Linked DNA regions of Homo sapiens: region 1 is linked to region 2. Evidence: chromatin loops called from intact Hi-C (ENCODE). Cell type or tissue: PC-9. All regions are shown on one strand. Links, peaks and the distances in the headings refer to the core of each region. The heading gives the core; the rest is flanking DNA. Region 1 overlaps SVOP (SV2 related protein). Region 2 holds the start of MIR619 (microRNA 619).

What was found. Peaks named below come from ENCODE experiments on the same cell type or tissue, not always from the same donor. Only the 100,000 strongest peaks of a DNase experiment are listed, where the experiment ranks them.
Region 1: it touches region 2 in a loop (18-fold over the local background); 2 of 110 quality-filtered maps call a loop at or near these places.

What each region holds. Positions count from the first base shown.
Region 1 is chr12:108,905,431-108,920,767 of GRCh38, reverse strand. SVOP (SV2 related protein) reads left to right here. Exons shown (of 16, transcript NM_018711.5): 13 at 982-1,093; 14 at 2,644-2,725; 15 at 4,896-4,985; 16 at 8,027-13,027. The coding sequence ends at 8,233. Among named protein-coding and RNA genes, the nearest start is that of DAO, 33 kb to the right of the region's middle. RefSeq lists enhancers at 2,194-2,709, 13,067-13,567. In PC-9, for the core only: no CTCF peak of the experiment used is centred there; DNase peaks (open chromatin) are centred at 8,677 and 12,747.
Region 2 is chr12:108,825,080-108,840,416 of GRCh38, reverse strand. All of the region lies in intron 2 of SSH1 (slingshot protein phosphatase 1), which reads left to right. MIR619 (microRNA 619) reads left to right here and starts at 3,411; the gene lies at 3,411-3,509. RefSeq lists enhancers at 761-1,362, 1,922-2,051, 1,356-2,555, 8,625-8,734, 12,186-12,757. In PC-9, for the core only: no CTCF peak of the experiment used is centred there; DNase peaks (open chromatin) are centred at 6,476, 6,906 and 7,376; H3K4me3 peaks cover 636 bases; H3K27ac peaks cover 4,692 bases.

The sequences.
Region 1 (15,337 bases), core at 5,002-13,001, 78 kb before region 2:
AAATTAGCTGGGCATGATGGCGTGCACCTGTAGTCCCAGCTACTCAGCAGGCTGAGGCACAGGAATCGCTTGAACCCAGGAGGCGGAGATTGCAATAAGCTGATATCACACGCACCACTGCGCCCCACCCTGGGTGACAGAGTGAAGCTCTGTCAAAAAAAAAAAAAAAAAAAGATGTAAAAATGCTTATCTCAAATTCAGTTATTATTATTACTAATAAGCACTATGCTATACTGCCTCTACTGAGGTAGAGTGTGTTATTTTTTAGGCCCATTTTATAGAAGAAGAAAATGAGGCTCAGAGGAGGTAAGGGACTAGCCCAAGACCACATGGCAAGTTAAAGGGAAAATGAGGCATTAGAACCCAGACATCCTGTTCCCTGGATTCAGTGAATGTCATCATTCAGGCTCCTGCTGGTGCCTGGGTTAGTTATCTATTGCCAGGTAACAAATCATCCCAAAAATGTAGTGGCTTAAAACAATGCACACTTATGATCTCACAGTTGTTGTGGCTTCTCTGGGTGTTCTACTTCAGCATATTTCATGTGGCTGCAATCAAGGCATTGGCCCAGGGTCTGTAGTCTCATCTGAAAGCTCAGCTGGGGCAGGATCCACTCCCATGCTTACTGACATGGTTGCTGGCAAGATTCCATTCCTTGAAGGTTTTTGCACTGAGGGCCTCAGTTCCTTGCTGGCTGTTGGCCAGAGGCTACCTTCAGTTCCTTGCCAACTGGCCTTCTCCATCAAAGCAAATATATGAGAAGGGCCAGGGAAAGAGAACACCAAGACAGAAGTCACAGTCTTTTATCACCTGACCTCAAAAGTGACACCTTATCACTTTTGCTGTCTTCTAGTCATTAGAAGTGAGTCACTAAGTCTAGTCCACCCTCCAGGGGAGGGGATGATACAGGCTGTGCTACGAGGATGGAGGGCATTGGGAATCACATCGGAAGCTGCCTATCTCTCCCCACTCCCCTTCCAGGTGTCCTTGTGACTCTGTGGATTATTGACCGCCTGGGGCGCAAGAAGACCATGGCCCTGTGCTTTGTCATCTTCTCCTTCTGCAGCCTCCTGCTGTTTATCTGTGTTGGAAGGTAGGTGATCTGCAAGCCTAGGTATGAGTTTGAGCACAGGTGGAGGTGTGGGTGCAGGTGTGGGTGCAGGCCCAGGTAGATGTGCGGGCCAGGTGTTAATGTAAGCCCAGGTGGAGGTGCAGGCCCAAGTGTGGGTGTAGGTGTGAATATGGGTACAGGTACAGGTGTGAGTGCATGTGTTGGTGTATGCCCAGGTATGGGTGCAGACCCAGGTGTGTGTATAGACCCAAGTGTGGGCACAGGTGTGGGTATAGGCCCAGGTGTGGGTGCAGGCCCAGGTGTGGGTATAGGCCCAGGTGTGGGTATAGGCCCAAGTGTGGGTGCAGGTATAGGTGCAGGCCCAGGTGTGGGTGCAGGCCCAGGTGTGGGTATTGGCCCAAGTGTGGGTACAGGTGGGGTAGATGCCCAGATGTGGGTGTAAGCTCAAGTGTAGGTACAGGTGTGGGTGAGGCTCAGGTGTGGGTGTAAGCCCAAGTGTGGGTGTAAGCCCAAGTGTAGGTACAAGTGTGGGTGAGGCCCAGGTGTGGGTATTGGCCCAAGTATGGGTGCAGGTGTGGGTGCAGGTAGGGGTACAGACCCAGGTGTGAGTGTAGGCCCAAGTGTGGGTGTAGGGTGTGGGTGCCGGCCCAGGTTGCGGGTATTGGCCCAAGTGTGGGTACAAGTGGGGGTGCAGGTGTCAGTGCAGGCCCAGGAGTGGGTGCAGATACAGGTAAAAAGGTGTAGGTGTTCATTAGGACTGAGGGTCATGGCTGCCTCACAACTGGATAAAAGATCAGGGTCTCTGATGGGGGTTGTAGTCAGGGGAGAACTTTGGCCCCAGTTTTGCTCTAATGATGCCATATTTAGACTTTTGATATCATCTCCCAATGAGATCATAAATGTAGCTATTTATATATATGTTAAAACTGTTAACTTGTTCAATGGAAATATTTCAAATAGATCGTTTTGTAATCCCGTTTTAACATTTCTCCATTTTTCCATTTGCCAAGAGCCTCAAAATATAGAAATGGCTTATGCCTCTATTGATCTCTGAGAGGCCCCAGACCACACCTAGTGAGGAATCTGTGGGCCACCTCCTGGTCTGAGGAAGATTGGGAGATGTAGCTTCGACCCTGAAATGTTAGTGTTCTGGGACATTTATGGGAACAATGGGACAGAGGGTTGGGATCAGAATTATCCTAAGAATACTAAATAGTGGTTTACTTTCCCCAGCTCAGCTGGCCCCTGGCTCAATTCCTGCTCCACCCTCAGCCAAATTCCTGTCTGAGCTTTCCACTATTTATATCACTTCTCCCTAATCTTGTGCCCATCCTGGGCACCACAGGTGTTCCCATCTCTCAGCCTGTTACTTTGAGGAATGATTAACTTACAAAAGCAGGACTGTCAAGATGATACTGAAATATGTGTGCCTGCATGTCTGTATCAATGAGCATCGGGGAGGGGTAACCTTTGCCAATTGCTAGGGCATTGATACTGCCTGGGAAGATAGGACTATGCTGAAACAAGCAGACAGAAAAAAATGCCATCATCTGCCTTTATCCTCCTCCTAGAAATGTGCTCACTCTGTTACTCTTCATTGCAAGAGCGTTTATTTCTGGAGGCTTTCAAGCGGCATATGTTTACACACCTGAGGTAGGAGGGGTGTCTGGGAGCTGCTGGGGAACGGGCAGTGGGGGGAGAGTGGCTGTGGGGGATGCTCTGCTTCCAGAAACCATTAAAAAGAATGAGGTGGTGGGCGCGGTAGCTCATGCCTATAATCCCAACACTTTGGGAGGCCGAGGCAGGAGGATCACTTGAGCCCGGATGTTTGAGACCAGCCTGAGCAACATAGCAAGACCCTCTCTCTAAAAAAATAAAATAAAAATGAGCCAGGCTGTGGTGGCGCACACCTGTAGTTCCAGCTACTCAGAAGGCTGAGGTGGGAGGATCACTTGAGCCTAGGAGTTGAAGGCTGCAGTGAGCCATGGTCATGCCACTGTACTCCAGCCTGGGCAATGGAGCAAAACCCTATCTCAAAAAAAAAAAAAAGAATGAGGTGGATGTCTATGTATTGATGTGGACAAGATTTTAAGACATACTACTGAATGGAAAAGGCAGATTGCAGAATATGTATGATATGATACCATTTATGTATTTTACTTTCTATTTTCCATGTGTATATTTTTGAACATATCTGGGAAGATACATTCCAAAGATATCCCTGATAGTAGGGCCCTATGAGGAGAATTTTCCTGGCAGTGGAAGTAGATCAGGAGAGAATTTAGGCATTTTGATTTTTTACAAGGAGGATATATTTCTATATTGTTTATGTAATTGAGTAAATTGAAATATCATGTAGAAATGCATATGGTATGCACTGAAGAAGTATGTGCTGAATAAGTAAGTGAATGAAGATATATGTGCAATATATAATCCAGAAAAGGCTAGAGGAATATACATAAAAATGTGACAAATCTCGAGTGTTGAGATCCTGAATGAGTTTTATATTTTCCTCTTTAAGTTTTTATTCTTTGCAAGCTTTCTACACTGAGCATTGCATTTGTTAAAACATGTTAGCTAATGTAACAGGGAACCCCCAGAGTGGAGGGTTTTGATACGAGAGCAGCTTCTCACTTATAAAAGAGCCCAGGCCAGGCACAGTGGTTCACGCCTGTAAACCCAGCACTTCGGGAGGCCGAGGCAGGTGGATCGCTTGAGCTCAGGAGTTCAAGACCAACCTGGGTAACATGGTGAAACCTCATCCCTAAAAAACATACAAAAATTAGCTGGGAGTGGTGGCACATGCCTGTTGTCCCAGCTACTCGGGGTGGGGCTGAGGTGGGAGGATCACTTGAACCCGGGGAGGTCGAGGCTGCAGTGAGCCATGATTGTGCCACTGCACTCCAGCCTGAATGACAGAGTGAGACCCTGTCTCAAATAAATAAGTAAATAAAATACTATAAAATAAAAGAGTCCAATATGGGTGTTCTAGGTTGGGGGACAGCTTTCCTCCTCCAGTGATTTGGGAACCCAGGCTCCTCGCATCGTGTGCCTTTCTTATCCAGGGATCTTGCCCCAGGGGACATTTGGCAATGCCTGGGAATATTTTGGATTGTCATAAGGTGGCATGGGGAGGCAGAAGGGCTGCTGGAATCTCGTGGGTAGAGGCCAGGGATGCTGCCAAACATCCTACAACGCACAGCAACCCCCACCCCCATGACAAAGAATGAGCCATCCCAAAACATCCACAGTGCCCAGGCTGAGAAGCCCTCTGGCTTAGGGCCATGGAGTCCTTCTCGCAGCCAGCAGACATGGGAAGGGAGAGGAGAAAACATACCCTTCTTAATTACCTTGGGCTGGAAGATGCACAATCCCTTCTCACTTTGCCACTTAACAAAGCACGTGGCCCCTACTGGGTACAAACTGAGAGACTGTAAACATTTCCATCTCTCTCTTTATGAAGTCCCTTGAAAACCTGTGACCCAGGCTTCAAGGTGAACGCATGAGAAGAAGGTAGAGAGCAACCCCTGAGTTGTGAACTTGTGGCAGTTCCTGGTGGAGGAGTCTTTGGGGAGCCCCCCCCAGGACAGAGTGGACCCCTTTACTGGGTTCCCACCCGCAGCTCAGCCTCTTGCCCTAGGTCTGAGTTGAGCCTCCCATGCCCTTTGGGGTGAGGATCCCTGTCCCTTAAGGGCGTCACCAGCACTGGAGGGATTTGCCCTGACTTCCGGCCTGCCCCTGAGGTTGGTCCTATCAGCTTGGAGCTGGAGTGGTGGGAGGAACCTGCATGTCCCCATGCCTATATCCGGCTGCTGTGTTTCAGGTCTACCCCACGGCAACGCGGGCCCTCGGCCTGGGCACCTGCAGCGGCATGGCAAGAGTGGGTGCTCTCATCACTCCGTTCATCGCCCAGGTAGGTGCTGCCCCCAAATACAGAGGGATGGGGGGTGACAAAACCCCATGCATGGCAAGCAGTTACTACATGCCGACTGTCCCCAGAGCCCTCGGGTTGCATTCGCTCATTTTATCATAACAACACACCCGAGGACAGAAGAAATATTGCCTGCAGATGAGAAAACAGAGGCTCAGGGGCTAAAATGACATGCTCAAGGTCATGCAGCTGGAAAGTAGCCAATCCAGGAGTCAAACCCAGGTCTTCCCTGTGAAGAAAATCCTTGGGCTGCCATATGTTTTGCTTAAAAACAATGTGGATGAAAACAAGTGGGCAATTGTGAGTGAATTAATGCAAGAACAGAAAACCAAATACTGCATGTTCTCTGGGAGCTAGACATTGAATACACATAGACATAAAAATAGGAGTAATGGACACTGGGGACCACTCGACTGGGAAGGAAGGGTGGGAGTCATGGGCTGAAAATTCCACCTATTGGGTACTGGGCTCACTACCTGGGGATGGGGTCATTTGTACCCCCAAACTTCAGCATCATGCAATATATCTGTGTAACAAACCTGCAGTGGACCCCTTAATCTATGATAAAAGTTGATTTTTTTTTTTTTTTTTTGGGATGGAGTCTCGCTTTGTCACCCAGGCTGGAGTGCAGTGGTGTGATCTCAGCTCACTGTGACCTCCGCCTCCCAGGTTCAAGCGATTCTCCTGCCTCAGCCTCCCGAGTAGCTGGGATTACAGGCGTGCACCACCACGCCTGGCTAATTTCTGTATTTTTAGTAGAGACAAGGTTTCACCACGTTGGCCAGGATGGTCTCGATCTCTTGACCTTGTGATCTGCCTGCCTCGGCCTCCAAAGTGCTGGGATTACAGGCATGAGCCACTGTGCCTGGCCAAAAAAATTTTTTTTTTTTTAACAAAAGGAAAGAAGGGTCAGGTGCTGTGTCTCACGCCTGTAATCCCAGCCCTTTAGGAGGCTGAGGCGGGCAGATCACTTCAGGTCAGGAGTTCGAGACCAGCCTGGCCAACATGGTGAAACCCCCATCTCTACTAAAAATACAAAAATTAACTAGGTGTGGTGGCAGGTGCCTGTAATTCTGGCTGAGGCACAAAAATTGCTTGAACCCAGGAGGCAGAGTTTGCAATGAGCCAAAATTGCTCCACTACACTCCGGCCTGGGCGATAGAGTGAGACCTTGTCTCAAAAAGAAAAAAAAAGGAAAGAAAACAAGTATGCCGACAAAATTTAGTGGAAAACAAATAAATATGCCAGTTCCTGCTTTTTGAATTAGATAATTAGACGTCATTGCAGAATTTTGCAACTCTTCGTGTGTCATGAAGCATTTGTATCTAGGGATCTTAGTAAGTCTTTTTGCTTTTTGAAAATCCAGGTTTTTTTCTGTTTGAATCACTTTTTTATTGAGGTAAACGTCACATAACAAAATTAACCATCTTAAAGGGAACAATTCAGTGGCATTCAGCACATTCACAGCGTTGGGCAACCACTGCTTCTATCTAGTTCCAAAACATTCTCATCACCCCAAAATAAACCCCTGGATCCACTAAGCAGTCACTCCTCATTGCCCACTTCCTCTAGGCTCCTGGCAACCACCCATCTGCTTTCTGTAGATTTGCCAAGTCTGAATATTGCAGAGAAATGGAATTTAAAGACGTGTTTAGCCAAGTGTTTCTATTCTACTTTGATTTTAGCCGTTGTGTGGCACTCCTAACTGATGCTGGTTGAGAGCTCACCATGTGCCTCCACGGTGCCAGGTGCTGCCAGGTTCTTCCCATTAGGAAGTGACACCACTCTATGCCCATTTGGCAAATGAAGAAATGGGCTGGGCATGGTGGCTCACAGCTGTAATCCCAGCACTTTGGGAGGCTGAGGTGGGCAGATTACTTGAGGTCAGGTGTTCAAGTCCAGCCTGGTCAATTTGGTGAGACTCCATCTCTCTTAAAAATACAAAAGAATTAGCCAGGCATGGTGGCATATGCCTGTAGTCCCAGCTACTCAAAAGGCTGAGGCAGAAAAATTGCTTGAACCCGGGAGGCAGAGGTTGCAGTGAGCCAAGATTGCACCACTGCACTCCAGCCTGGAGACAGAGCGAGACTACATCTCAAAAGAAAAGAAAATGGGACTCAGCTCTGCCGTGTTGTTTGCCATGTGCCAAAAGCTAGGAAGTTGGCACAGGCACTGCACTGTTCCAGAGGAGAGAAGAGTTATAAGGAGCCCAGACTCAAGCTTAGCAGACCCAAGTTCAAATCCCAGCCCCATCCTTATTATCTGTATGAACTTGGGTAGGAACCACTTATCCTCTTTGAGCCTCAGTTTTCTCCTTTGTAAAATGGGGATGAAGTACTTAGCTCATAGGGCTGTGGCATGGCATCTGTGTTGGTCCGTTTTGTGTTGATTTCAAGGAATACCTGGCTGGGCGTGTTGGCTCATGCCTGCAATCCCAGCACTTTGGGAGGCCAAGGTGGGTGGATCACCTGAGGTCAGGAGTTCGAGACCAGCCTGACCAACATGGAGAAACCCCATCTCTACTAAAAATACAAAATTAGCCGGGCGTGGTGGCAGAAGCCTGTAATCCCAGCTACTTGGGAGGAGAATCGCTTGAACCCTGAAGGCGGAGGTTGCGGTGAGCCAAGATTGCGCCATTGCACTCCAGTCTGGGCAACAAGAATGAAACTCATCTCAAAAAAACAAAAAAAACAAAAAACAAAAAAAAGAATACTTGAGATCAGGTAATTTATAAAGAAGAGATTTATTTGACTCACGATTCTGCAGGCTGTACAAGCATGGCACCAGCATCTGCTTGGCTTCTGGTGAGGCCTCAGGAAGCTTTTACTCATGGAGGAAGGCAAAGGAGGGGCAGGCGTGTCACAAGGAGAGAGAGGGACAAAGGGGGAGAGGAGGGAATCACCAGATCCTTTTTAGCAAGCAGATATCACGAGAGGGCCTGATGTTACTAATACTATTTGATGGTTGGCGATGTCTGTGCTTCAGAAGGGATGCTTTCACCGACCCGTGTCTCCTTCCCCTAGGTGATGCTGGAATCCTCTGTGTACCTGACTCTGGCAGTTTACAGTGGCTGCTGCCTCCTGGCTGCCCTGGCCTCCTGCTTTTTGCCCATTGAGACCAAAGGCCGAGGACTGCAGGAGTCCAGCCACCGGGAGTGGGGCCAGGAGATGGTCGGCCGAGGAATGCACGGTGCAGGTGTTACCAGGTCGAACTCTGGCTCTCAGGAATAGTGACCGATGGGGGACTGAGCTGGTCTTTGAGGCTGCAGAGCTTGGGGGGCTGGCAGGCCCCAACTGGGGCACTGATTGTCACTGCCGACATCAAGAACTCACCCAAGAGTATGACCTGGACCAACAGGGTTTTGTGTCTTGACTCAGTTTGCTCATCTTCATTGAGGTCCACCCAGGGATGGGGAGATGTTTGCTCTAGGGGGTTCTCTGTATATGTGGTGAAAGCTTTGTTCATAACCTGTGGATCTACATGGGAAGACTACCCATATTAGGAGGGTCTGGTAATGCCAGCAACCAATCAGACACCACCCAGAGTCACCCGGCCAAACCCTCAGTGAACAACCAAAATATCTCTCTGTAGATACCGTCCAGGCTCAGGCCCATGTGACACCTGCTGTCCACCCACCGGACCTGTTCAGTAGGTTTCTCCCACACTCACAGCCCCAGGCTTTCTTCTTTGAAATTGCAGGCGATCTAGGTGTGGTCTGAGCAGCTATTTCCTGGCAGGGGCCCCCCGGTTTGCCTCCCTAGAGCCTGACCAGTGGATTCTCTGGCAGATGGACATGGTGCATTCAAACTGGAGCCACATGCCCCCACCCAGCCCCCTCTGGAGTTGCCGTTGTTGGCACCAAGAGATCCAGATGTGTCCCTGGGGACAGCTGGTCTTGCACCAGGTGACAACCTCAGAACGCCGTTACCCCCTGGGAACTGAGGACTGAGGCCAAAGTGAATCAAGCTGAAGTCAGAGCACGGGCCTCCCCTTCTGAAGCAGCGAAGGCCACGGTTCCGACTTCTTTCCTGGCCCCCTCCTTGGTCAGGCTGAATGGTGACTTTTATTGTTTTTTGAGACGGAGTCTTGATCTGTCGCCCAGGCTGGAGTGCAGTAGCGTGATCTCGGCTCACTGCAACTCTGCCTCCCGGGTTCAAGCAATTCTCCTGTCTCAGCCTCCCGAGTAGCTGGGATTACAGGTGCCCACCTGTACTTTTTAGTAGAGACAGGGTTTCACCATGTTGGCCAGGCTGGTCTCGAACTCCTGACCTCAAGTGATCCACCCGCCTCGGCCTCCCACAGTGCTGAGATTACAGGTGGGAGCCACTGCACCCGGCCTGAATGATGACTCTTGAGGGGAAAAAGTTTACTCAGGTTTGCAGGTACAAAATCCAAAATCCAGGGCTTTGGGTTTTGTGCATGGGTAGACAGCTGAATGGGCAGAGAAACCAGAAGGATGCTACACCCACCATCTCATCCCATGGGGATCAGGGGACCAGGATTCCCTGATGCGAAGCTGCTCCTCTGTCCAGGGACGTCTTGATCATTACACAAAGGCAGCCCCTGGAGTTCCATTCATGGAGCCTGCCGTGGAGTGGAGAGGGGTGGGAGGACTCAGGTGTGTGAAATGTATATGTTTTCAAAGGAAGCAGTGGGAGGCCAGTTGGTTTTGAGTTGGTCTCCGCAGGCAACATCACTTCTGGGATTTGGTTTACTGGAGCCTTTTTTCCCATGGTGAAGGCAGGGGACATAGACAAGGAGGGAGGAAGCTGGCAGATCCCATCAAAGGCCAGAGCAGACAGACCTACTGCTTGAAGTAAACATTGCAAGGAAGCCAATTTGTGCGTTCAACTCTTATTAAAACATGTCAGTGATGGACATTGCAAGAGCCTAAGTTTATTCATTGTCATCATGTCCTAGTGACAGTCCAGCCTAACGGTCTGACTACCTTTGTTCATCGGAATTCATCTCAATGCTTTAGTGTGATAATCTCCTTTCCAATGAGTGGGGAAAGACATACCGTTGGCAGCCAACATTGTGGCTGAGCTTGTTGGAGACAACACTTTCTTCTAATGGTGTGCAGGTCATGATGGGGGACTTCTTCCAGCTCAAGTTCTAAATCAACTGCAAACAATACTGTGTCTCTAAAATGTGGGCTGCAGCCCCCTCCGCCCAGGCAGTTGAAGAGGAGATGGCTTGGCAGATCTCTGTCTCTCTCTGACAACCACATTTCCTTGAACCACGTGTGGCTGTAGCTCTAATTATTTCTGGACAGCTGAGCTCTCCTGGGTAACACAGAACTTTTGCTTGTCTCTTTTGCCTTCCGGCTGGTCAGACGCTACTGGATGATCATGTCCGCTCCCTCACCCTAGAATAACCCAGTGGAGCTGGGGGCTGGGGGGGATAGAGTGCTTGGTGGGCAGGAATATTTCCCAGAGACTAGGGTAAAGGGGTTTACAGTTGAGGGCCTTCTCTACTTGAGAAAGTGAAAGTTAAAAACTCCTGCTGGGTATGGTGGCTCATGCCTATAATCCCAGCACTTTTGGAGGCCGAGGCGGGCGGATCACAAGGTCAGGAGATCGAGACCATCCTGGCTAACATGGTGAAACCCCGTCTCTACTAAAAATACAAAAAAAAATTAGCCAGGTGTGGTGGCGGGTGCCTGTAGTCCCAGCTACTCAGGAGGCTGAGGCCGGAGAATGGCGTGAACCCAGGAGGCAGAGCTTGCAGTGAGCCGAGATCGCGCCACTGCACTCCAGCCTGGGCGACAGAGCAAGACTCCATCTCAAAAACAAAACAAAACAAAACAAAAACTCTTTGCCTTGTAAATAGCCTGCCTTTTTCAAAAAAATCAATATTATCAAATGATACAAGAGCTATCACAAAAGGCACCCAAACTTCTGAATATGTGAGACCTTTAGCTGAGAACATTTGTATCTAATTTTGAACAATCCTATTCAAAAAGCTCCTATTTTCGTTAATGGAAATGCCATGTTTCTCTTAGAGTTACGAAAGATCTCAGAAAGTGGCAAAAGATATTTAATGTAGCCAGAGCTATATATTTCTGTTTTTCTCGTACTTCAAGTATTCTGAAAAACATATAACTGACCTTGGTGGTGTTCACAATGGGATGAAACAGTATCTTAGGAATTGACTTTGAAATTAGTATGGAAATTCATTGTTTTTAATATAACATTGAGCAACAGAAAGCCTTGAATGATAAGATCAAGAGTCTCCCCTGCCATTATTTTCAATGGCAAAAACTGCAATTACTTTTTTTTTTTTTTTGAGATGAAGTCTCAGCTCACTGCAACTCTGTCTCCCAGGTTCAAGCGATTCTCCCTCCTCAGCCTCCTGAGTAGCTGGGATTACAGGTGCCCGCCTTGATGCTTGGCTAATTTTTGTATTTTTAGTATAGACAAGGTTTCACCATGTTGGTCAGGCTGGTCTCAAACTCCTGACCTCAAGTGATCCGCCCACCTTGGCCTCCCAAATGCAATTACTTTTGCACCAACCTAAGAACAGTAATCTCAGTCAATAGTGGCTTAAACCATTAGAACCAAAACCAGGCAGAGATCAGAGAAGGTTCAACGCTCAACAATGTTATCAAGAACCCAGCTTCTTTTTGCCTTTTCTTTTCACCATCCTCTGCATGTTGGCCATCTGACCCTGTGCTTGAAACCTCATGGTCACAAAATGGCTGCCCCTGTGCTGGACATCATATTTCTTTTCAAAGAAGGTAGAATGGGAAAGGAGCAGTCATAAAAGGTTTTCTTTCAGAAGAGTCTGTTGGTTTTGGTTAGAAAAGGAAGTCCCCTGGCAGATTTACCATTGCTTCTCATTGATCAGACCTGGGTGTCATGCCCATCCCAGCATGAGTCCTGCTGTAGGGCTGGAAGGAAGGGCCTACGAGCACCAAGGGATACCCACAGCCTCCTGAACACAAAATTGGGATTCTGTTAGCACAGAAGAAGGATAGCAATGGCTGTTGGATGGGCGATGGTTGCAAGGAGCCTGCCGTGGATGTGTAGGCCACAGAGCTCTCATCAGCACTGTTTTCGTGGCCAGGAACAGAAATTCTACTCAGGATAATTAAAATTAAGGAACAGAGCTTTATTATAAGACTGGGATCGGTAGTTAATTTCCTACAGGGGAAATTCAGGGCATGTAAATCAGTGAAATGGAAAAGGTGTAAGGACAAGAGAAACACCAGCCCTGTCTGCAGGGGGGGGCTGCAACTCCCTTCCAGCTGATGTTGTTCCACCATGGGTCCAGTGTGACCAGATCTTACAATGTTCAAAAGAGGAGTCTAGGTTTTTCTGTGAAATCTCCAAATATTAGTATATTGGATCAAAAATGTTCAAATGATGTGTGAGCTCAATAAAATGCATCTGCAGTGCAGCTTTGGTTGATGGGCTGATGGTTCACTCTGACAGTTTAGAGAGATTGCATAGGAATAAAGTACAGCCTGGTGTCATTCAGAGGAACAGGGATCTGGGAAACCACTGGGGCCCAAGACAGCTGCCCCTCTGAATCTGTGGCTCTTGTTTCTTCCCTTTTCTGGCAGAAATGAGTCTAGCTTCCATCTGTTTCCTTGTGGCTGCTGTGTATGCATAATCATGCACAGAGCTTCCATAGCCTCATAACCCAGCTCTGCAAACATACCTGACTCAGCTGCTCAGTGCCCCACTCCCAGATCTTCAGGAATGAAGCTGATTGGCCCAGTTTAGTGTTGGATTGAGTCTTGGTCCAATTCAATTGGGTCAGGAAGAAGTGGTGGAGAGGTACAGACACGGTGGCATTGGCCTGCCCTTTAGCAGGGTGGTGCAGACAATTGCTGGTATGCCTGGAATCTGCAGTGACATGTGCATAAACTCTCAAGTCTATTCATCAGAACTCTCTTACAGATCATAACGTGGCAAGTGGTCAGTATGCATGGAATATCCAGCATGTCCTGGACATGTTATTCAACACTGAGGATGCAAAATATCATAAGACATGGTCCTGGCTGGGTGCAGTGGCTCATGCCCATAATCCCAGCACTTTGGGAGGCTGATGCGGGAGGATCACTTGAGGCCAGGAGTTTGAGGCGGCAGTTCGCTTTGATCGTGCCACAGCATTCCAGCCTGAATGATAGAATGACAGATCCTGTCTCTTAAAAAACAAAACAAAACAAAACAAAACAAGCCAGGTGTGGTGGCTCATGACTGTAATCCCAGCACTTAGGAGGCCAGACGGGAGGATCGCCTGAGCCCAGAAGTTTGAGACCAGCCTGGGCAACATGACAAAACCCTGACTCCAAAAAGAATACAAAAATTAGCCAAGCCTGGTGGTGTGCTCCTGTGGTCCCAGCTACTTGGAGGCTGAGGTGGGAGAATCACCTGAGCCTGGGAAGTCGAGGCTGTAGTGAGCTGTGACCATGCCACTGCACTCCAGCCTGGGTAACAGAGTGAGACTCTGGCTCAAGAAAAATAAAAGAAGAAGGAAGAGGAGGAGAAGGAAGGAGGAGGAGGAGGAAGAGGAAGAAGGAAGAGGAAAAGGAAGAGGAAGAGGAGGAGGAGAAGAAGGAGGAGGAGAAGGAGGAGAAGGAGGAGGAGGAGGAGAAGCAGGAGGAGGAGAAGAAGGAGGAGGAGGAGGAGAAGGAGGAGGAGGAGAAGGAGGAGGAGTAGGAGAAGGAGGAGGAGGAGGAGATATTCCTTATCTTCAAGCTCTCACAGTATACTAGGGAACATGCATGAACACACCACTGTGATACAGTGTGATACGGGTGCTAAGGATGAATGCAGAGAGTGTCGTAGGAGGCACAAGGGATGACAACCCTGAAGCTCTAGAGCATCCTGAAGCACCTTCTGACTCCTCAAGGATTTGGGGGTTTCAGGCAGACTTTGGTCACTGGTGGTACCTTACTATATTTTATATTTGAATATCCACATACATCATATATAATCATTCTCTCTTTTTTGAGATGCTATGTTGCCCAGGCTGGTCTCGAACTCCTAGGCTCAATCGATCCTCCCACATCAGCCTCCCAAGTAGCTGGGATTACAGGAATGAGCCACGGTGTCTGGCAATAATCATTCTCAATTAATCAAGAATATTTTATGATGAACTACTTAAAATGCCCCAACCCCCACCATGCCAGAGAAGAGAGTGCTTTCTAAATTCATCGATAAGAAAACAATTCCACTCCCAAGAGCATCAAAACAAATAAAATACTTAGGAATAAATTTAACAAGTGCAGTGTAAGACCTACAAACTACAAAACATTGCTGAAAGAAACTGAAGATCTAAATAAATGGAGAAACATTTCATATTCATGAATCAGAAGACCTAAATTGTTAAGATGTCAATCCATACTCTCCAAATGACATATAGATTCAACACAATCCCTGTCAAACTTTCTCAGCCAGCTGGCTTATTTTGAAGAAATTGTCAAGCTGTTTTTTTTTTTGTTTTTTTTTTTTGAGACAGAGTCTTGCTCTGTCACCCAGGCTGGAGTGCAATGGTGCGATCTTGGCTCACTGCAACCTCCACCTCCTGGGTTCAAGCGATTCTCCTGTCTCAGCCTCCTGAGTAGCTGGGATTACAGGCATGTGCCACCATGCCCAGCTAATTTTTTGTATTTTTGGTAGAGACGGGGTCTCACCATGTTGCCCCTGCTGGTCTTGAGCTCCTGCCCCCAAGTGATCCACGGGCCTCAGCCTCCCAAAGTGCCGGGATTACAGGTGTGAGCCACCATGCCTAGCCTGTCAGGCTGATTTTAAACTCATACAGAAATGAAAAGGACCCAGAAGAGCCAAAACAAAAGTCTTGAAAAAGAGGAACAAAGTTGGAGGACTCACACTTCCTGATTTTAAAATGTACGAGAATGCTACGGAAATCAAGACAGTGTGGTACTAGCATAAGATAGATCTGTGGAATAGGGTCCAAAAATAAACACATACATTTATTTTTATTTTTATTATGGAGACAGCATCTTGCTCTGTCATCCAGGCTGGAGTGCAGTGGCATGATCACAGCTCACTGCAGCCTCGACTTCCCAGGCTCCAGCGATCCTCCCACCTCAGCCTCCCAAGTAGCTGGGACCACAGGTGTGCACCACCACGCCCAGCTAATTTTTGTATTTTTGGTAGAGACAGGGTTTTGCCATGTTGCCCAGGGTGGTCTCGAATTCCTGAGCTCAAGTGATCCGCCCACCTAGCCCTCCCAGTGTTGGGATTAGAGGCATGAGCCACTGTGCCTGACCAAACCCATACATTTATAGTCAACTGATTTTCCACAAAAGTGCCAAGACGATTCGATGAGGAAAGAATAGCCTTTTCTAAATTCATCAA
Region 2 (15,337 bases), core at 2,804-10,803:
GGACTATAGGCTTGTACCACCATGCCTGGCGAATTTTTTGTATTTTTAGTAGAGATGGGGTTTCACCATGTTGGCCAGGCTGGTCTTGAATTCCTGACCACAAGCAATCCAACCACCTCGGCCTCCCAAAGTGCTGGGATTACAGGCATGAGCCACTGCGCCCAGCCCCCGAGAGGAGCCATTTTCAAAGCGAACTGAGCGATTGGGCTGGAGGGTGCGGGGGCTCCTGCTTTGTGGGTGTAGTCAGTGTCGGGATGCAGGGTGATGTGCTTATGAGGAAGCCACGCTGGCCAGCCTGCAGTGTGGGGGCAGAATTGCAGTGAGATACAAGAGACTGCCGCATAAATGAGGACATGCCGGGAGAGCCTGCGTGTGGTCAGAGCGGGGCTTCTGGATGGGGCATCGGCCTTGCCACTTAGCTCACTTGCATGTCTGACCCTGGGCCCACCACCTGCCTTCCTCCTCTCAGGGCCCTCCTGAGGCCTCCAGAGAGTCTTGTTCTGTGTACAGTGTCTGGCCCTGGCCTATACCCAGTGGCCATCATTTTCAGTGCCAGCCCTTCCTGCCGCACTTGTTCCCCTCCAAAGACCAATGTTAACCAAGTGACACCTAAGAGGAAAAACCCAGCCTTGACCTGTTTTCCTGCAAGTTCCTCTGAAACCTGTGCCAGGCTTTTATCTGGGAAATATCATTCTTGAGTGCCTTTACTTTTACAGTTTTTTTTTTCTTTCTTTTCTTGAATGGTTACTTTTGAAGCTATTTTTAGAAAGACTTTGTTTCAGAGAAGGCTGTTCAAGGTCCTGTGTTAGGAAATGCCTGGTCTCTCCCTGTGCCCACAGAAGTCATTCCTGGTCCAGGCCTGGCACGCACTTGCCAAGAGTCCTCGAGGCGTGTTTCCCCAAATCTGGGCCCCATCAGAATTCCCACAGGAAGGGGCCTTCAGTGTGGTCTGGAAAGAGCCAGGCTGGCTGCAGCATCTGGAAATCACTTGTCACTTCCCCAGTGGCCAGGCCCACCCGTGCCACGCTGTGTCTGTTGCAGCTGGGAGTCTAGGAGTGGCTCTTTAGGTCTGGAGTCAAGGCCACTGACCTGTTGGCTGCCCCTACAGCAAGAAGGCTCCCTAAGGAACCTAATTCCCAGGCCCTGGGGACTCCTGACCAGGCCCCACCTCATGAGATGGAAGGGAAAAGAACCTCTTGTGAAACAATATGGTAATGGAGGTGGTTTTTACTTAGCTATTGGCTTTTTCCATTCAGCCCATGTGTATTTAGTGCCTAAATATGGGTTCTTTGCCAAATGCCAGGGATTCTGTGTGGAGTCAAAAAGAGTCCTTATCCCTCAGGGGTAATGTGTGTTGTATCTACAGTAGTGCCCTCCAAAAAGGATTTGAAACACCTTACAACATTCATAGAGAACAATAGAATGTAACATTAGTGAGAAAATCGGGACACGAAGAAAGCAGAAGAAAATAAGATGAAGTAAGGGGAAGGTTTGTACATGTAATACATGACATAGCATTGGTATGGTTACCAGAATTTGGCCACAGATCTGACTTTGAGTTTCCTGGTAGTCAAAGCAAAGAGAGAAACAAGACCAATCTCTTGATTCTTGGTGTCCTGAAAATACCAGCAGATCAGTTCCTCGGAAGAACTCTTCCTGATAGATACCTGTGGTGTTCACAAGGAAGCCCAGCATAATGGATGGACAAGCAAGTTGTCTTAACAGGGAGAGCTGATGCTGCATGCCTATCCCACCAATTACCCTGGGTATTTGTGGTCTTAAGAGGTGAGGTCAGCAGCAGCACTTGGTGCCAGAGCTGCTGGCCGCCCCAGCACTGAGACAGGATGCTGAGTCACATCCTGCAGGGCTGCGGTATCCTGGCTTCGCGTGCCCTTCACAATAGGAGGCCTGCACGGGCAGGTCAGCCCCTGCTGTTCCAAACATGTGGTCTCCGAGCAGGAAAATGCTAAAATTAGATCTTACGTGGTCCAGAGCCGTGTATGTGAGAGGCCCTCAAAACCTGGACACACACAGACCAGGAAGACCTGGGAGAGCAGAGCTCTTCATCGTTCTCTTCTGCTCTGGGCACGAAACAGGGCCACTTCTGTTCTGGAAAACACGAAGAGGGCAAACAGTGCTGAGGCAGGGAAGGTCTTGCTTGGTGAGGGTAAAACTATGCAAGAGATGAAAGGGCAAAGTCATGAAATATGCCCATACCAGTGATCAGTAAAATCATCTGAAGCTTTTATTACCTACCGATAAAGAAAAATTACAGGTCGTGTTTTACCAAAATCGAATTAAGTGGAGATTTAAAAAATAACTTTAAAAAATTTGGCTGGGTATGGTGGCTCATGCCTATGATCCCAGCACTTTGGGAGACCGAGGTGGGAGGATCTCTTGAGCCTAGGAGTTCAGTACCAGCCCTGGCAGCATAGTGAGACCCTGTCTCTACAAAAAAATTAAAAAATTAGCTGGGGGTGGCAGCACACACCTGTAGTCCCAGCTACTTGGGTGGTTGAGGTGGAAGGATCGCTTGAGCCTGGGAGGTGGAGGCTGTGCTGCGTGAGCCGTGGTCGTCCCACTGCACTCCAGCCTGGGCGACAGAGTAAGACCCTGTCTCAAAGGAAAAAAAAAAAAATTGGTAACTCGAAAACTTGTAATGCTCCCAACACATACAAATGATTAATACTCAAGGTCATGGATACCCCAGATACTCTGACTTGGTCATTACACAGTTTATGCATGTAACAAATACTTACATGTTTTCCATAAATATGTAAAATACTACGTCGATAAAAAATTCTCGTTAATTTTGAGATAATTTCCAGCTTACATAAGAATTGCAAGTACAGTGAAAAGAACTTTCTTTTTTGAACCATTTGAAAGTAATTTGTCAACCTGCTACTCCATTACCCTTGGAATACAGACCAGGGCATTCTCCCACAGAACCGCAACACAGCCATCCACGCGGGACACTGACTCTGATGCATTCCCACCGTCTAGTCCTCTAACCCCATTCAAGAGTCACCATATGTCCCAGCGTTGTCCTTCATAACAAAAGATCCAATTCAGGACTGCCCATTGCATCTAGTTATCCTGTCTCTTGGCTCTCCTGCAGTCTGGAACCTTCCTCAGTCTTTCTTTGACTCTTGTGGCCTGGATTTTATTTTATTTTTTTATTTTTTGAGTTGGAAACTCACTCTGTCGCCCAAGCTGGAGTGCAGCGGTGATATCTCAGCTCGCTGCAACCTCCACCTCCCGGGTTCAAGCGATTCTTGTGCCTTAGCGCCCCAAGTAGCTGGGATTACGGGCATGCTCCACCACGCTCGGCTAATTTTTGTATTTTTAGTAGAGAATAGGGTGTTGCCATGTTGGCCAGGCTGGTCTCGAACCCCTGACCTCAAGTGATCCGCCCACCTCAGCCTCCCAAAATGCTGGGATTACAGGCATGAGCCACTGCGGTCGACCATGACCTGGACATGTTTGTGCCCAGTACTGTCAGTTTGCAGAGTGTCCCTCAGTGTGAGTGTGTCTGATGTTCTTGTGTGATTCCACCGGGCACGTGTATTTGGCTGGAACATCACCCAAGGGATGCTGCGTCCTCGTTGAATCCCATAAGGTGGCACTTGATTTCCTTTTGTCCCACTATGGTGACATTCACTTTGGTCACTAAGGTGGGTTTTACCAGGCTTTTCCACTGTACAGTTATTCTTTTCCCCTTCATCATTCAGAAGCATTCCTTGGAGAGATACTTTAAAATTATGTTAATATCCTGTCTGCCATCAATGTCCGTTTCAATTCTTTGTATTTTTCTGTTTTATTCAGTGGTTTATAATCTGCTCTTAAATTGTTGACATCCTTGCTCAAATTGTCCTTGTGGACAGTTAGGGCCAGTGGGATCTCATCCAGGCTGGCTTCTGTGTCCCTTTGACATGTCCACATCATTCTTTAAGTGCTTTCTTGCTTTCTGGCAACAGATGCTCCCTACCCACCTGTGGAATCAGTCCTTTATCCAAGGGGCTCTGGTTCCTTTTAGTGGAAAATGAAATTTAGGAGCCAAGCTAGGTCTGCTTATTGCTGTTGGGGTGTTGCTAACCACAGGCCTCTCAATGGGCAGAATTAGGGAACATTTGTATGTACGTGCATACACACACACGTGCATCTATATTTATTTCAATAGGTTGAAAACTATGAGTTCAGACTGGTACCTTCAATTCTGATGCAGCACCTTGGGGTTCATTCTAGTTTTGTCTCTCCATATTCATGACTCCCATTGTCCCTGAAATATTAATAAATATTAACATTATGCATATTATATAAACTTAGGTATTATTTATATTATATAGTATATATTTGTTAATATTGATTATATTAATATTAATATAATCGATTATATTAATATAGTTATAATCGATTATATTAATATAGTTATAATCGATTATATTAATATAGTTATAATCGATTATATTAATATAGTTATAATTGATTATATTAATATAGTTATAATTAATTATATTAATATAGTTATAATTAATTAATATAATATGTATATATGCTATATATCATAAATATATTAATTATAAATATTAATATTAACATTAATGTTTAATATTTCATTCCTTGCCTGTGAGCAGTCTCTGTCTCCCTTGCAGCCCCCTCCCTGCACAGATGCCCTTTGCACCCTGCTTGCCAACAGACACCTCAGCTTGGGATCCCACACCCCCTCCCCAACTCAGAAGCTTGCCCTGCCCTTCCCCGCCAAATGGTTTTTAGGTCTGAATTGTTGGGAGGAGAAGTGGACTTTTTTGAGACTGTTTTCCAGAGGTATCAGTTCAGCTGAAAGCCAGTGCCTAAGAGCAGAGGTTTCAGAGTTACACTCCTGCCTTCCCCTTCCTGCTTCCCGGCTCCTTGGTCTCATGAACTTGGGCAGGTGACTTAACCTCCCTGAGCCTCAGTGTTTGTTTGTTTTGTTTTCTGTTTTTTTGTTTTTTTAAGACGGAGTCTTACTCTGTTGCAGTGCTGTGGCACAATCTCGGCTCACTGCAACCTCCATCTCCTGGGTTCGAGTGATTCTTGTGCCTCCCAATAGCTGGGATTACAGGAGCACGACACCACGCTCGGCTAATTGAGCCTCAGTTCCCGTATGTATAAAACACTGAGAGATGGACACTGGGGAATAAATGAGTTAACATACCTGATGTGCTTAGCATAGCGCTCAACGAAGATGTTATTGGTGTTACATTTATTGATGTCCACTGTTTTCTGGGCACTGAGAGGGATCCTGAGACAGAGAAGTCATAGGCCTAGCTCTCCAGACACTCAAGGTGATGTGGGGAACTTAGCTGCTGTTGTGTTATTTGAAGCACTCAGTTGTCAGGAAGACCTGACCTGACCTCCAGGTGGCTTTAACTCGCACGTGGCATGATGCTGTGAGTCTTATTTGCCAGGTTCAACCTGTGTGTGGGGAGTGCCCAGTGTGCCCAGGGCACAGAGATGACCAGGGTGAGTTACTCCTGGAATACTGACTTCAGAGAAGAGCACAGCTTGGCCAGTGTATCTACCAGCACTTACTTTCAATCTACTGTATGTCAAGCACAGAGGGAGATTTAAAAAGCATGTGCATCCTGGCCCTCACATCCCATTGTGAAGTTAAAATATACTGGCAGGAAGATGGCTTCACCACTAGTTAGTAAATAAGTGGGTCAGGGAACACGATTTGGAAATGAGGGAACTTGGGTTCCTAGGTTCCTATCACTAAGGGTGGTCTTTCCTTCAGTATCCAAGGGGATTGGTTTCAGGACCCCCGCCTTTGCCGAGGATAACAAAATCCATGGATGCTTAAGCACCCGCAGAACCCACTAATTCAAAGAGTTCAGCATCCCTCAAATACTGTATTTTCTGTCTGTAGTTGGTTGAATCCACTGATGAGGAACCCGCGGATACAGAGGACCGACTGTATGTGACCTTGAGCAAGTGACTTAACCCTTAAGCCTCAGTGTCCTCACCTGCACAGTAAGAGGAGGTGCTAGAAGATGTTGAAAGGGAGGAGCTATAGCTCACAGCGAGGGCCACAAGAGAAAGCTTCCTGGAGAAGGCATAAACACTGGAAGACAGGCATGACGTCGGGAGGCAGATGGGAGGAAGGACACCATGAGCCGAGAACCACAGTAGGCTTTATGGGGACAGTGCTATAGCTGGGGATAGAACAGAGAATGCGAAGCATGGAGAACAGGGGGAATAGTGCGAGAGGTAATACAAGAATGGTTTTTTATTCTGAAATACTGTTTTCTAACTATATTCTAAGCCCCTAAGGTCAGGACATAGCAGATGAATGAAATTTAGGTTAACGACATACAATGGCTAATTGTGGCAACCCATAGAGAGTTAGCACAAGAAGTTTGGACTCTAATCAATAGATGATGTCACATGGCTAAAAGTTCTGGGGCTGGGAAAGAATGTCATGAGAGCAATGGTTAGCGGCTGTGCAGAGTGGGCGAGAGGCCAGGGAGGCGCTTGTCCTGATTCTTCTCACCAGGCCAAAAGCTTCCGGAGCTCTGCTGTCCTATACCACAGCTGATAGCCTCATGTAGCTAATTAAACTTAAATTTAAATTAACTAAAATGAAATAAAATGACAAACCCAGTTTCTTGGTCACACTTACTGCATCTTAAGTGTTCAGTCAACACATCTGGCCAGTGGCTCCCATACTAGACAGAGAGTGGGTAGAGAATACAACAGCCCTGGCCTTCAGGGACATTCAGAGAATGCAGCACAGAGCCGGGTGCACCGTGGGGCTGCTTGGATGTCGCCTGGCTCACGGGGGTGAGGAGGGCCAGAACTGGGTGGTGCCTGAGAGACCTGAAAGGAGGGGCCTCTGACAAAGTTAGGACTCGGTGACAAATGACTGTGGTATGGGGCTGCATACCATAGACAGGGCTGAGAACCTGGGACAGTCGGGATAATCTCTTCTCGGAATTTTTGAGCTGTCTCAGAAACATTTCCTTCATGTGCCTGTTATTTCTGGCGTGTTTGGCTGTCTTTGCTGCCATAGCATTTCCCGCACAGTGCAGCCTTTATACCTTCTGCCCTCGTGAAGGGGCTTAGATCCTGGTAGAGCAGATGATGCTTGGAGGAAGATGCATTAGCTCCAGCTTCCATGGGGCCTGAGGGCTCTTGGGGTCATCAGGGAACTATCTTAAAATTTGCTAAACCAAGCCAAGACACATCACTTGCTGTCTTATTTAGGGAGAAAAAAAAAAAAAAGCTTGCTTTTGCGAGCTCGCTGGTCAGTTCAGCTGCTTGCCGCTACCCGTTGGTTTGAAGGAGAGCTGTGTAGCTGGCTCAGAGAATGTCTCTTACTGTCTGAAATACTTTTGGACATTCCTTCTCTCTGAGAGAAGCCTACGCCTTCTAGCCAAACAATACATGTTCCAGCAGCAAAGATATTTGTAATGAGCCCTGCCAGCATTCCTTGTCTGTGACCCCTTTCCCTAAGTATAACGCTCTGCAGAGCTGGAATTTTTCTATGCTCAGCATTATGTGTTTAGGGGGGTACAATTTGGGAGCTCCGGTTGACAGGTGTGTCCCTAAAGTTACTTGTTTTCTTAGGCTCTGAAGAGTGACATTTGGAACGAGGCCCTGCCATGTTGCACTGCAAGGCCCACAGTGAAGAAGAACGAGACCTTGGCCCAACTCAGGGTCTTTGTGACTTTTAAACACGAGTTCCAAATGAGGGAAGAACCTGTGGGAGAACCATGGAAAGAATTTTCCATCCGACCTGCAGTCTTTAGCTAATCTCTCTCCAAATGGTGAATTTTCGATCTCCTTTACATCTTTATCAACTTCACTTTGCTAGGCCTGGGGTTCTGAATCCATCCAGAGCCTCACTGAGAGTGGTTTTGAGGTCAGTTGATTAGCTTTCCACGTTGCTGCTATTGCTGCAGGTCAGATGGTGCTGCTTTCTGACCTATGGATTCTTCAGGAAGAGCACCGAACTTTTTCAGCCCCATTCTACCTCTTATTAGCCAGATGACCACAGACAAGTCATTTATCTTCTCCCAGTCTTGGTGGTTTCATTTTCTTTTCTTTCTTTTCTTTTCTTTTGGGAGGCGGGGGTGGGTGGGACAGAGTCTCCCTCTGTCTCCCAGGCTGGAGTGCAGCGGTACAATCTTGGCTCACTGCAACCTCTGCCTCCCGGGCTCAAGTGATTCTCCCACTTCAGCCTCCCAAATACCCGGGACTGCAGGTGCACGCCACCACACCCAGCTAATTTTTGTATTTTTTGTAGAGGCAGGATTTTGCCATGTTGCCCAGGCTGGGGTTGTTTCATCAGGGGAATGGGATTGTAAAAATTAAGTGGAAAAATGTAGGGACAAACTCTCTATAACTAGAAAGCTATTATTTACATATTTAAAACAATATATGTTGATAGTATACCAGGCATTCAGGTGCTGAGAATTTGTGATGTTGACAGTGCGATGTCTCAACCACAAGCATGAGGTTTGTTTCTTAGGTTTGCACATTCTGAAACTTGAATTTGTGAGTTCACTCAGGGATGATCAAGTTCTAAGAAACCAATTTACGCTAACCAAACTTATAAGGAACTGATATATAAAGCACAATTTGTAAATTGAGGTTTATGAACCCACAGGGGGGCCTTTTATGACAGAGGCCAAATCCTCCTGGGTTCACAATAAGGTACATGTAGCATAATCATCTTACTCTCCTGCCCCTTATGCCTCTCTGTTTACTGATCCTTCAGGGCCTCGCAGGCTTCATTTCTTCCAGGGAGGCCTCCCTGAACCCCTGTGTGTACGTGCATCTGCACCTTCCACCTCCTTCCACCGTGGAACTTGCTGCCTTATATCGAAGTTACTGTCCTGTGCCTGCCTGGCCCTCCAGTGTCACTCCAGACCAGGTGTGGAGTGGTCTGTGGCATGGGTGGAAACCGGGTCTGTTTCACTTCTAAATTCTCAGGCCTTAGCACTGACCGGACACAATAGACACTCAGCAAATACTTGTTGATCGAAACCGAATTAACAGAGCCTCCTTTTTGGAATGCTCGTTGGCACCCATCTTTCTATGCTGACAGCATTACATTAGTTCCTTTTTCTCCTAGAATTACCATCAAGTTCGCTGGACAATTGACAGTCCCCTCAGTAATCACCATGCAGAGTGGGGTACCATTGAGGGTTAGTTCTATCCAGGGAAAAGTGATTCCGTTTGTCTCAGCCTGTCCCATCAATCTGGGACCCTTTACAGGGCCTCTTCTTCAGGCTCATATTCTCTACTTTTTTTTCGAGATACAGCATCAGAAATCCTAAATTTGTACTATTTAACTCCCTGTTTCCTTAGGCATAAATTAGTGTAATAATGCCTGTCTGGTCTTCCACACGGTTTTGTGAAGATCAGATGAGTTGACATTCACCAGAATGCTTTGTCCACAGCAGAGTTTGTCAAAGGTCTGATCTGAGGTTGGTCTCGGTGGCTCACAGCTGTCACCCCAGCACTTTGGGAGGCCAAGGCGGAACAATCGCTTGAGCTCAGGAGTTGGAGACCAGCCTGGGCAACATAGCGAGACCCCATGTCTGTTTCACACAGCACAGGTCTGATCTGTTTTTGCTTTCACTGTCATCATTTCGTATTGTCATGATGCAGCGTCTCCCTTAGAGGGCCAGAAGAACATTCAGGTCTCTGAAAGTGTGTAGTAGAAGACTAGCATCTGTTTTACTGCTTCCAAAGAGAGTATTATTTTGTTTTTGACCCTAGCATGACCTCCCTTTATTGCACCTAATCACATCACCCACCTTCTGAGAGCACCATGCCTTTTTGTTGGTGTTACCTTTTACCAGCAGAAAACATCGACGTGTACCTATGTGAGAGGTATCTTTATGAAGCCCATGGAGAAGACTGTTTTCTCTGTGTCTTCTGATGTTGTTTGTTTGTGTGTTTGTTTTTGAGACAGTCTCACTCTCATCCAGGCTGGAGTGCAGTGGGGACTCCAGGATCACAATCTCCACTCAGTGCAGCCTCGACCTCCAGGGTACAAGTGATTCTCGTGCCTCAGCTTCCCAAGAAGCTGGGACTACAAGTGTGCGTCACCACGCTCAGCTAATTTTTGTATTTTTAGTAAAGACTGGGTTTCACCATGTTTTCCAGGCTGGTCTTGAACTCCTGACCTCAAGTGATCCACCCACCTTGGCCTCCCAAAGTGCCAGGATTACAGGCGTGAGCCACCATGCCTGGCCATGATGTTATTTGATTCTGAGGTTTTTAAAACTTGGCTGTGCATCAGAAGCACCCCCTGGAACTTTCTGGAGACAAGATCTGTCTCCCAGGTTGGAGTGCAGTGGTGTGGTCACAGCTCACTGTAGCCTTGACCTCACCAGGCTCAAGTGATTCTCCCACCTCAGCCTCCTGAGCAGCTGGGACTACAGGCACACACCACCAAGCCTAGCTAATTTTATTTTTATTTTTTTGTAGAGATGGGATCTTGTTACGTTGCCCAGGTTAATCTTGAACTCCAGGGGTCAACTGATTCTCCCACTTTGACCTCCCAAAGTGCTGTGATTACAGGCATGAGCTACCATGCCCAGCTCCCTGGAACTTTTTAAAAAAGTAGATGCCCAGGACTCATCACAGACCTTCCGAATTAGACTCTGCTGAGGCTGGACCTGGGCATGAATGTGTTTTAGGAGTTTGATAGGTTGTTTCAATGTATGACCAGAGTTGGAATTCAGGGGTGTTTGGATATTCCATACTGTGATGTTTCTATACCTACTATTTTTGTTCTTCAAGAAATGCTGTTTCTATGCAGCAGGGCAGACACCCAGATCACCAGCACATATACCCATTCCTTAAAGAGGATGGCTGTCTTTGCCCTTATCAGAGCTTGGGCTGGCTTGGCTTACCCTGTGCTCCATGCTCTGCAAATGTTTGCCTGTTTGGATGAATGAACAGAACCCTGTAAGGAATTCTAGGGGTTAATTCTAGGGGTTAATCAGAGTATATATGGTAGAATGTAAATTGGAACCCAGAAATATGAATTCCCAGACCATTGTTTTTACTTTTGTTCCCCACCGCCCCTGCCCAAGACAGTGTCTCACTTTGTCGCCCAGGCTGGAGTACAGTGGTGCGATCTTGGCTCACTGCAACCTCCGCCTCCTGGGTTCAAGTGATTCTCTGCCTCAGCCTCCTGAGTAGCTGGGATTACAGGCATGCACCACCACACCTGGCTAATTTTTGTATTTTTAGTAGAGACAGGGTTTTGCCATGTTGACCATGCTAGTCTCGAACTCCTGACCTCAAATGATCCACCCATCTCAGCCTCCCAAAGTGCTGGGATTACAGGAATGAGTCATCACCCCCAGTTTTTACTTTTCTTAAACCTTAAAGCGCGGCAGTCACCATGGGCGTTGTCCATGCTATCCCTGGTGATTCTATTTTGGAATTGTTGACGGGCTTCCTTCGTTTGTCATATGGAGAAAATACCTTACCCTGCAGAACTGCCAGAGTTCAATGACGTGGCGTAGCTAAGTACCTCCTACAGCCTTGGCCACATGGGAGATCCTCAGTAAATAATAGTCCTGTTGATGAGAAACTTACCTTGAAAGCGACTTCTTGGTCAGCGTGGCTGTGTGGTTTACAGAACTCCTTAGCCTCTATGCAGTGCAGAAGGGCCAAAGGATGTGTCCTGTCCCCCAACTATGACGGCAGTGGTGGGTAGGATAAGGCTGTGGGTCCCCTGCCCTTCTGATTTCTACTTGGGCAGATGGAAGAACCCCGGCACAGTCTCGTCTTCCTGGAGTTCTGTTTGCTTGAATGGTTCCTTCTCTCTCTTTCCCACGCATGATGCATTCACACACTGGGAAGAAGGACGGAAGATGTGATCCACATTCTGACTTCTCAGTGCCTTAGTGGCTTTGCCATTAGGCACCTGGGCAGGCATGAGCGGATGTGACCGCAGCATAATGGCTCTGATTTTCATTCTGGATGAGTAGAACAGCTGCTTAACAGGGGTTAAGCAGGTGGGCGTGGGGCAGATAGATGTGAGTCCAGCCCCATCTTGTAGAGATATGTGCTCCTAGGCAAGCTGGGGTTTCCTCACCTGCAAAACCAGAATCATGGTAATGTGTGTTTCACTTAATCCGTAGGGAGGATCGCTTGGTCACTTGTGAGCCGAGGGAAGAGAAGCCCCTACTCAGTGCTGCTTCCTTCAGGAATTGTTCCAGAAGTCACCAGTTAAATGCTCCCTCCTCCCTCTTGTAAACCCTAGCCGAGCCCCTTTCTTAGGGTACTTATTCCATTCTCTCCTGCGTCATGGTTATTCACATCCTGAACTTATTTCTCTCACTGAAAGAAACGCTAAAAACACAGCTCTTGGCTGGCTTGTGCCTGGAGGGTTTGGGATCACACCTCCAACCTTTAGGACCTTTGCAGCCTGACCTGCCTTGGGCACCGTGCGTATCCCAGAGCTCCTCATAGGTGTGCATGTGGTCCCCTCTACCTGGCGTGTCCCCTCAGATAGCTGTTAGCATGACTGAAGAATTTTCAGGATGTAACCGTGCTTTGAGTACGCAGAATAACTAACTGCGGCAGCTGCCCACGTCACCGTCACCGTTGGGTAAATGGATGCTGATTTGAAAGAAAGAGTCATCCTTCAGAATGTTGATTTGAATCGGAAGGGGGTCTTGTTGCTTGGGGTTGGTTCCTTGGGGCCAGTTGTTTGCCCTCACAATGTCGAATGCACACCCCGGTGCTTGTTTCTCCGGCCTACAGAAAAGCCCGTAGGAGTGCAGTGATTAGAGGAACCTCAGCTGTTTTGCTGAATGGCCCTCTTTCATCAGGATGTGCTGGGACAAGGGCCTTTTTCAGCCAAAATATCAGAGGAAGACAAGAGTTCCACAAGAGCCATTTGCTTTTCGGGTAGGACTCTGAGGAGGAGTTGGCTCCCCAGCCCTCGTGGAAGCACTCGGCAGCCTCCTGGCTTTTCCTGATCTCCATAGGGAGCAGATGGCCAGAGCTCGGAGGGCAGTTGTAGGGAGCGTTAGAGATGTGAGCACTGCAGCCACGAACCTCTTTTATTTTACCGACTTCTGCATCTTCCTTCAGCCAACCCACTGCTTCTGCTGTCCAGAGGTTTCCAGCTCAAATTAGTACGTATGACCACCCTGATTACTGGTTTCCTGCCATGGCTTGGTTTCTGGATGACACTGGCTGTTTATATTTTGGGGGCCTGGGGTTTTTTGAGGAGCATTGATTGAGGTTTTTTGTCTGTCTTCAATGCTTTGGAGAAACTTTAATCTTATGAAGCTTCCCGAATGGCAGTAATCAGTGTCCGAGAACAGATCTGTGTGGTGGAGATAAAAACATTCCAGTTGGCGGGTAGAGAGGGCAGCGGCTTTTTTTTTTTTTATCCCTCATCAAGATTTTTCTTACAGCGGTGGAGGAAGACATTTCCGTTTTGTCTGTCTGCGTCTGACCTTTTGTAACTTTAGTCACTCCTTTTAGGACACTCAGATCTTTTGTGAGAAGAGTGACTTCTGGGTGGCTGGGATGGATGGCTTGTGGGTTTGGGCTTCCTGGCCCCAGACACCTGGTAAAGTGAGCGTGCCATCACCAATGTGGATTTCTTCATGGACTTCCCCAGTGGGACACTTTGAGGGTCTGATGAATCGGGAGCCTGTGCCTCTGGGCATCAGAAGCTGCAGTCGTCAGATACAGTATTCAGGTCAGCCACGCAGAGGGCGCATGAGGCTCTGGGCCCAGAGTGAGCTCAGAAGAGAAGCCAGGAAGCCGGGTCACAGAGACTTTCTGCATCTTGTTTTCATAAATCCTGTGACTGACCATGCTCTGCGGCCTCCCACCCCACCCCCCACCCGGAGAGTCATGTCGTGCGGTTTCCTCTGGCTGTATCTCCTGACTGTATTTGCAGGACGCAGGGTGATCTCACAGCTTCGGGATAATGCGCTGCTACTTGGGCTTCCCTGCAGCTTCCAGTCTTGCTTTTTACAGTAAATGCCTGTTACTTGATTGTCGTGGGGGAACAGAGGCAGAGTGTTCCAGGGCCCCAATCAATGCCATCCTGACTTCATGCGTAGAGCAGGAGTCCCTGATTCTTATCAGTGTAGGAACATGGAGGAGGAACAGCTGGCCTTGTAAGTGATCACAGAGTGAAACCAGCCTAGTCTGTTGCATTGTTCCTTTTTTTTTCCAAAGGAAATATAAGGGAAACCAAGGGGAATTTTTGCTCATGGTTTCCAAGGCAAAGGTCATCGTTAATGGTTGGCTGTTTCCAGCGTGCTTGGGTTTCTGGTCAGTATGAATTTTTTTTTTTTAATCTCATGAACAAAAGCAGTTGATGTTGTCTCGAAAAGATTTTCCCAGCTGCTTCGATGAACTGATGGTTGTTTTAGGTTTCATGAGTTTGGAACCTCTCGCATAGCTGTTTCAGATTTTGATGAGAATAAATAGTAAATGATCTGTGTCTAAGAACAGTTCTGAAAACATACTCAGCTGTGAGATTCTAAGGAAGGAGAGAGTGACAAGCTTTGCAGGTGGAAAGGGTTAGGTGATTCTGCAGCCTGTGAAATGAGATCGGCCAGATGGATGCTAAAGAGCTTTTTACTTCCTATGAGTGAGGGTGAGACAGCAAAGAAAGGCTGCTTCTCGTTTCTTTCGTTATTTATAATCCTGAGCTCCTCAACACTTGAACCTTGCAGCACAAATATATGCCTGTGAGAGGGTGGAAAGGATGACTCGGCAGTGCATCTGCAGTAGTGGACAAAATGCTGTTAGATGTCAAGTATTGGTGTCACAAGATATCGAAAACCAATTGCCTGGAATTCAGAGGACTGAACAAGAAGGCAAAACTAAGTCTTCTTACTTAATATTTGAGCAGTCACTATTTTTAGCATGAGCATTTAACCAGAAAAACTAACAGATTTTATTGTGGACTTTATATCATAGAACATAACAGTCTTCCTGATCTCAGGAGCTGCTGATTGGAAATGCTAGTTCCTGTGGCATTTTCTTGGCACCCAGAGTCATACTTTAGACTTTGCTGAGTTTTTTATTCCAGAATTCGAACGTTTAACTACTAACATTAGATGTCTGGGGCAAAGGTGATCTTGCTTTCTTGTATTACAGAAAACATCTTCGTCTTTCTGTCAGGAATTGATTTACTTAATTTCAAGGTTCTCTTTAATTAGAAGACTGCTTTTTCTTAGGGATTTTTCCTTCAAATCATGTATATGTTCATTGGTTGTTCAAGAGCGAAATTTTTATAGTTGCCTACAATTTGAACTGTGACCTCCTTTTATGAAATTATTAAGATTAG